Regions from separate parts of the Homo sapiens genome. Here region 2 is linked to region 1. A link is a contact called in ENCODE Hi-C or POLR2A ChIA-PET data. All regions are on one chromosome and are shown on one strand. The core of a region is the stretch at or near the end of the contact, and the rest is flanking DNA. Distances in the headings are between cores, read along the strand shown. Region 1 overlaps MGAT5 (alpha-1,6-mannosylglycoprotein 6-beta-N-acetylglucosaminyltransferase). Region 2 overlaps MGAT5 (alpha-1,6-mannosylglycoprotein 6-beta-N-acetylglucosaminyltransferase).

Region 1 (3,933 bases), core at 874-3,373:
CTGACCTCTTAATACAAAACCACTCCCCAAATGAAGAATTCAAATTTATTATTCTAGCAGAAGGAAAAAAAAAAAAAACCACACACACACACACAAGTGTGTGCACAACCCTTGTCAAAGGTTATCTGGGCCACGGATTAACCTTTTATAGATAAACATAGATCTTATTGAACTTCTATCTCCTTTGGCTATTTCACCAATGACAGGAAGGGTCAGAGAAAAATAACTCTCAAAGTAATCAGTTCTATAAATTGTCAAGGTTTCTGACTGATCAATAAAAAATAACCATTGAAAATGCATCTTATATACTATTTGGGAGAGAAAATGACTCAGAAGGGGTTTAAAAGTAGAACTGAAAAATATATGTTTTATAAACTGTCCTTCTACATTGATATGCCATGGGACGGATGCTAATCAATGTAATCCCCCAGCCAAAGGCCCTGAATGACAAGGATGCTGCTATGACTTCCCTTCATAAGCTGCCTGCAGAGTCACTTACTACTAACTACATAGAAATAATCAGAAAATCAATCTTATGGTTTCTTGCACACACCTATTTCTGACCAGATGAAGAAACACCCAGCTTGATCACTCACACGTAGCTGTAAAAGACTTTTGTTTATTGCCCTAAATCAAATCCAACTACCCTCAATGGTGATTCATCACACACTGCAGATTTTCAACAGGATCTCTGAAGGCAATTCAAATGAGGCTTCTGCAAATGGTTCTAGCAATGGTAGGATTACTTCTTGGGATGGTGGGTGAAAAAAATCAGTCACATTACTTCAGTTATCCATGATACATATGGTATCCTGAGGCTGATGGCTCTTTGAAAACTCCCACAGCCCACTTTTTATTCTCCAAAGCCCATCATGGGGAGCAGATTCTTCACAAGTATCTGCTAACCAGTTGATCTCACTCCCTAAACTTCAAACATTCAGGAAACCAGAGTTCAGCTATAATCAGAGGCTAGATTGTCTGAGTTTACAGTAAGCTAGAGTGGGGGTAGAGTGTCAAGATCCCTTACTTGGTGAAGGCAGAAGTAGATTCAAATCCTGCCCCTAACTTGCAAGGTGATGTGATCAGGTCATTTGCCTCTCTGAGCCTCTATACCCTCACCCTCCCACCCAATCATGTTAGATGAAGTTAATACCTACATGAGCACTCAATAAATAGCTATTATTCATATTATTCAAAATGGAATAATTTTGATAGATGCTTACCTCTCTCAGAGTTGGCTTGCCAATGAAAAAGTCTGTGTTTTTGCTGCTTTTGGGTGGGTTGAACTTGGGATTCAGAAAAGCACATCCATTTGCGATAGCTTCCAGGGGAGCTGGGCCCTCGTAAGGGAACCCAAGTCCAACAAACAACTGTAAGACAGAAAACCACACAGCGTATGAACACATCAGGCAGGACCATCAGGCAGGACGGGCATTCCTAGCTTGCAGGCGGCGATTCTGTGGCCCATTCCCGTGTGGACACCTCACTTTGGAAGGCTCCCAGGCCCTGGGGGGTGGGGCAGAGAGAATTCAGCTTACACCAGGATCTGAAAAACTACGAACTTTTAAAGTCCCCACAAAGCTGCTCAACTCACTATGCTCTCCTCCACCAAGGAACTAAAAAATTAAGTGTCTAGGGGTATCCACGGGGTAGGGAGGATGGAGTATTAAAAGAAAAACAACCACCACCACCACCAAGACCCAACAATAATCCTTCTGTAACTCACCAGGAGACATGACTGGAAAAACACTTGCTTAACTACACAGAAGGTTTCTTCATTGAACCAAAGAAACAACAGGCCCTTTCAGGAATGCTGGGCGGAGGGACAGAAAGGTCACTTGGAGGTTTGATTGCAGTTCAAACGGAACTGCTTTAAAATGATGGTAGGTCAGTAAACACAGGTTTTCATAATGGGGTTTACACTGGGGACACCAACATCTTGGTGTTGATTTTCCCCTCAGAGGGGAGAGAGGGTGCTGTGTTGCTGAATCTGCAAGGCAGCTGCTTCCCTCTCCAGCAGGCAAACCATGTGCTTCCCCCAAGACAGACCATAGATGGCAGCAACAACTTGCTCTCAGTCCTCAGAGCAACCACAGCAGCTGGAAGCCACGATGACAAAGGGGACAAGCTGCAGTTCAGTGGTGCTGATTTCCTGGGTCCAAAAATGAAATAACTGCTCACAGAAATGCCTCGGCACGTACCATCACAGTGGGTGTACTTCACACTGCTGGAGCACTGCAGGTTGTTGATGGGCAGGGTCCAGGTCTGGGCTTGACGAAGCTGTGTCCTCTCTACCCACATAAAAGCCTGTTCTGTTTCAGCCCCCAGGGGCACATTAAGTGAGAAAAGATAACTGGGCCCCAGGGCGTCCTTACCTTCTGCCATCACAGAGCATCACCCAACCACAAGGCCAGGTGTTGAGAATGAAGGAGATGGCTCAACTAGATTTAGCTGCAAGCTTGGTTCTGTTTTTCCCTCGGTCTTTTCACAGCAATCCCCTCCTTCTCACCAGCTTTCCTCTCTTAGCAGCTGCTCTAATTGAATGATCGTTTAGAAAGGTTCAGCTGGAGGGTGCCAGGCCCAAGCTGCCGGGCTGCATGTGTCAGGCCAACCCTGAGCACAGCCCATGGGTGACATACTGGAGAACCAGGTAGCTCCTGAAGGAATTCTGGGGCACAGCACTAACATCTCAGGTTTTCTGGACCTATTTACTTTTGTTTTGAACAGAATAGGGTACTCAATCTTTTTGGTTTTTTGAAAGAATAAATTTTCGTTTCCTGAAAACTGCGTGATCACAATGCCAGAGATGTCCACAGGGCAGGGAGCTGGGAAGAAAAGAAGCTTTAGAGGCCAGCAGAGCCCCTAATGCTGGCTGGGTCATTTCCCCCTTGGGCAGCAGAACCACCAGAGATCACGGGTGGGGGTGATGGTGGTGAGGAAAACATGGTAGCCAGGAGCCTGGAAGCTGTAGGATAAAGGGAAAGCTCTACTACCATTAGGAAGCTCCTGCTCTGCATCTTACTCTTATTATACAGCTAACAGAAACGAGATTGTCAGAGAGAACTTCTAACTATAGGGTGTGGCCTGGACATGTGGCTCAGGGGTGGGGGAGATCTGACTGCTGCAGATGAAATGGAAGGAAACAGTGGGAATGTACTAGTCCCACGACATCCCAGCTTTATGGAATATGAAGAATCCAGGGTTGTTATCTACCAGACTTGTGATCTCTGATTTGCCCTCTCCTATCAGACTTTGGAGAGGATGTGCCGGCTCTCCAGTGGAAAACAAATGACCTCTGTCAGGCCGTGGTTGGGCATAAGATAGCACAGGGAGTCCAGATCTTTCTGACTGAGGAGAAAAGTGCCAGAAGACGCAGATCAGGATTTCTGCAGGTTTAGTCAGAGAACCCACAGTGCCTCCTGACCTCTGAAAATCAGGGCCTGCCATGAAGTGTGGATACCTTCATCAACTCTAAATTTCAAAGAACAGCTTTGGAGGAAATGCAAGCAGCACAATGTTTGTCTATTTAAATAGAAAATCTTGGGAAAAATTTAATTAGCTTCTTTAGATCAATCTGAATCCATTAATTAAAAGGATTTGAGGCTGTTGCTTAATGGACTTGAATGTGACCTAGGTTTAATTATATCTGAACAACAATATGAACCATCTCTTCTGCCCTGTGGGCACCAGAATATCTCAGTACACATAAAATAAAAACTTTATTAACTCTCCCAAAGCCTCATATGTTTAGAATGAAGCCTAAGCAAATACAACATAATTTCCTGGCAATGAGTTTTTCTGTCACACAATTAGGATTGTAGGAAATACATTACTTGGAAACACCAAAATAACAGTTTTTTGTCACTTCAGTCAATAAGCAATTTTTTTCTTGCTTCCTGTGTGCTTATTACCTGTGATATTACAATGGAGCAG
Region 2 (3,933 bases), core at 1,018-3,517, 91 kb after region 1:
TTTGAGGTGTCTGGTACAGTGGAGCATCAATAGTCTTTCATTCTTCTCTTGTCTGCCCCAAAGTCCCACCTCTAAAGAAAGGCAACCACTCAGCTTTTATCTCTACCATCTCTAGTACAGCGTCAGACATATAACAAACAGCTGTGGGGGTATTTTAAGGAAAAATATTGATGGCTTTTCTTCCTGGGATTTAACCAAAAAAGATCCATAGACTACAAGTTGGTGAGGGTGAAAGTACTAACAGAAGTTTCTAATCCCATAACTCAGCGGAAGCTGGTGAACTGAGACAACCCTAAGAAAGAAAAATGAAGGAAGAGTACCATCTCTTAAGACAGGTCTGAATCTAAATGCTCCAATTCCACTAGTGACTGACTATACAAGAGACATTTTACTTCATGTCCTTTTGGCATCTGTTAAAGCTCTGATGTTAAACATAGATCAAAACAAGAACTGGCTCTTTCAATAAGGATTAGGAATAGAATAAAAGTCACTGGTGCATGTGTTGATCACATTAACAACTCAAATGAAGATGTCTCTCTCAATCATCTCCCCAGTTGCAAGAGAAACCTAGATGATACAGGAAATAAAAACGCAGGTTTCAGAGTTAACTTAAATAACAGAATAAGGAAAGTTTCAAGACAGCAGGAAAGAATAAAACCACACAAGTGAACCAACAGCTCCTACAAAGCCACAGATATTGTCCAGGATTTTAAAAATACTAAAAAGGAATTAATCGGTTTTACAAAACATCTCTACTAATCTCACATTAACAATGGTAGGGTGCACTGGGTCCATACGTGCAGCTAATTCCAGTGCAAACCCAAGTATCATGTCCAGAAATGACCAATCAAGGGAAAATACTCTCACCACAAATAAATATGTATGTGAAGTAATGCACATGTTAATTAGCTTGATTTAGCCATTCCACAATGCAGACCCATATCAAAACACCAAGTTGTATACCATGAATACATACAAACGTTGTCAATTTAAAAATAGGCATTAAGGGAAACAGCTGAATTTCTATATTACCAGAAGTCAAAGGATCTAAAATTGCATTACACTGGTAAATGAGAACCAGAAATTGATTCTAATTCTAAAATGGAACAATGTTCCCACATATAATGTCCAAGGCAAAGTGACACCCCACAACTATTCCAAAAAGATCACAACATTTAAAACCACGGAAGTGTCAGTTATGCTTATTGAGTGTCTTTTATCTGCCGGGTTGTACTCTAAGTACATTCCTATTATTTCATAAAGGAAGAATCCTAGGCACAAAAGGTTAAGTGACCTCATAGAGCTGAGAAAGCAGCAGAAACAGAAGCTGATGTCAGGTGTGACTCTAAGATATTATTCCTATTGAAGGGACCATATTGGTGACATTCTCCTTCAACTCTCACAGGGTACTTATTACAATGCTATGATAACATAGAAAAGCCCTGAGGTTCAGGGTTATATTCAGATTAAAACTTGTAAGAAGGGGTCCCTAGTTATCTCCACCCATTCTCCTGGTTCAGTTACCTGCATCCTTTCTTCCTGTTGCTTTTACAATGATTAACACATAACGTGGTGTCAAGAAAATGTGTTTTCATTAATTGTTGACAATGAATTCAATAACTGCTCACTGAACAGAATTCAGCCAAGCAACAAAAAGACCACCCGATATCTGCATAAGAAGAGAGTGGTATGAGCTAATGAAGCGTATTTCACACCTCAGGAAGAGAAAACGTAGTTGCTCGTTCCAAAATGAAATACTCAGCCTCAGATAGCAAGTGATATGTGATCCATCATGTCTCTTCATCCCGTATTCCTCTCTACTTCCCTTCCCCAGAACCTCACTTTTCTCTCAGCTTAGCCATATACTTCACTGGGAGCAGGGGTGAAGTGTGACAAAGGGAGGGAAAGAAGTCACAAATAACTGCAGTCTCTTCCATTTGGATCACTCTCCATGCCTTCCAAGGAGATGTAAGTATGGGAATGTAAAATCCTCTGCCTCAGCAGCATACCCCAACATGCAAAGGCTTAGGAAGGCATGAAATTAGCCCAGCTTGTCAATCATGGAGCTTGGTCAGACTCTGGCTAAATTCTTTCAAGTAGAAAGGGGAATAAAACTTTTGAAAATTAAACTAAATGAGGAACCTTTTCCTCAGGGCAGGAGAGGTACTTCTAATTGACTTTTCAACTAGAGTGAAGGTTCACGCATGGCCCCAGGCTTTACTCCTCTGGAGAAGGAAATGAGAAGGCAGGCCACAAGCCACCCAAGCCGGAAGCCAGAAACTCATATAAATGCTATCAAGTCAATTTGCCAGCAGCCTGCTAATGAGGAGCCTCACACACCCAACTCTCAGAGCTGTTCATTTCCAAGAGGTATTTTAACTATCGTTAGCTCTGGGGTTTTCATGATGGCAATGGAACAACCTTGTCCCCCTTCCCCCAAAAAATCATGGAGCCCGGTTGGAACCCCCAAAAAGTGTAACTTGAATGCACCCAGGCAAAAGAAGTAATAGTCTGAGAGAGGGGCAAACCCCACAGAATCAGGGCCACATGCCCTATTAGCAATACTGTTTGGCCTCTATCCCCATCACCCTATGGCAAAGAAAAGAGAGGCATCTGAATCCCACAAAAGGAAAACTATGGCAAGAATATTTTATTTAGCCTCAAAAATGAAGGTGTTCTCCTTCCTGCATGGCATCACCAGCTGTTATTATTGGTCAAATAACAACAGCAACAGCAAACAAAAACGGGGGACAGAATAAAAAGAAAGGGCAGCAGAGGGTCTGTGGAGGCATGACCTCAGAATTGGCCAGAACCTGTTTCACAAGACCCCAAAGCTGCCTACTCTGCTCCAACCCCTTCCTCCCCCAGTCCATAAAGGGGAAGCCAGCCGGTTTTGATTCCCAAGAGGTTCTAGGTGAAATGGATATCCTTAAAGTCTGTAAAAAATTCAAGTGGCCCATAAAGTTCTCTGCAACCGTTAAAAAAAAAAATACAAAAGCTGCTATTTAAATTCAAGGGTACAAATGAAAATGATGCTCAGATTTAGGGAAAAAAGGAACGTAAATGTAACTATCTTTTAGTTACTTCCCTCCCAAACCTAGCCTTACGCATCTCTTCCCTCTGGCTGTTTCTGAGTTGTTTCTGTTATAATAAACCAGTAAATGCTTCCTGGTCTTTAAAAGGAGGAGGAGGACATAGACTCTGCTATTCAGATCCACACACTGATCCCTCTACAAGCAGTGACTCAAACACTGAATCTGAATAGGGTGGCTCTGGTGACTGAGATGGCAACCTCTCTAAAGATCTGGAGCCTGCTCTTGGCCCTGCTTTGATCCTATGCAGGCTGCTTGTACACAGGAAGAACATCTACTGGTGGGAACTCATAAAACATCACTACCCACGTTCAAGAGTACAGATGTGATGTCCTCATGAGAGAAAAAGAAGTGCTCTAAAAGATAAGAGCTCTCACATGTTCATCTAAATCTCAGGTTACCAAATTGAGCATACACATGCTAATGACAACTGGGATGACTGCTATAGACATGCATATGTACGGACCCAGAATGCACCCAATGTACTCAAGTGTCACTGGGAGAATTCCAAAAATAGCTACACAGAGAGCAGGAGCTTCAGCTACATTGAATTCCACCACAGCATGGATGAGTATGTTGATGGCATAGAGGACCTGAAGATAAAGCCTATCAGCAACCAGAAGGTCTACCCACATTCCCAGGTTTTGGTAGAGTATTCCATACTTCCCAAGTGGTAGCCCCTGCCTATGTCCATTGTCCCATCACTCCCACTGTGCAACTGATACCATAACTTTCCCTATGTTGTTTCTCTGCCTTGAATACACTTTTGTCTTTCATTTACCTAACTTACTTATAACATTTTTTTTTCTCAAGATTCTGATCATGTGGCATCTCTTCTTGA

Evidence for each region. Hi-C counts contacts between places; a loop is a spot of excess contacts on that map. ChIA-PET counts read pairs that join two places held with the same protein, here RNA polymerase II (POLR2A). Pooled maps may share reads with other maps.
Region 2: a loop to region 1 is called in a map of Right ventricle myocardium inferior, with 2.1 times the contacts of the local background. The contact joins two enhancer-like sites. A Hi-C loop is called at or near these places in 2 of 168 maps with a recorded cell type or tissue (Right ventricle myocardium inferior and cardiac septum), 2 of 37 single-sample maps with no recorded cell type and 6 of 50 pooled maps. POLR2A ChIA-PET finds 5 or more read pairs at or near these places in 3 of 52 experiments (GM12878, Panc1 and SK-N-SH).

Annotation. Positions count from the first base shown.
Region 1 is chr2:134,410,306-134,414,238 of GRCh38, reverse strand. MGAT5 (alpha-1,6-mannosylglycoprotein 6-beta-N-acetylglucosaminyltransferase) reads right to left here. Exons shown (of 16, transcript NM_002410.5): 12 at 1,224-1,370. Among named protein-coding and RNA genes, the nearest start is that of MGAT5, 160 kb to the right of the region's middle. Within about 2 kb of position 2,123, at least 16 of the 41 ENCODE cell types and tissues checked have a DNase peak (open chromatin) inside an H3K27ac peak, as active enhancers do.
Region 2 is chr2:134,319,430-134,323,362 of GRCh38, reverse strand. All of the region lies in intron 4 of MGAT5 (alpha-1,6-mannosylglycoprotein 6-beta-N-acetylglucosaminyltransferase), which reads right to left. It also overlaps the pseudogene EDDM3CP. Among named protein-coding and RNA genes, the nearest start is that of MGAT5, 67 kb to the right of the region's middle. Within about 2 kb of position 2,267, at least 3 of the 41 ENCODE cell types and tissues checked have a DNase peak (open chromatin) inside an H3K27ac peak, as active enhancers do.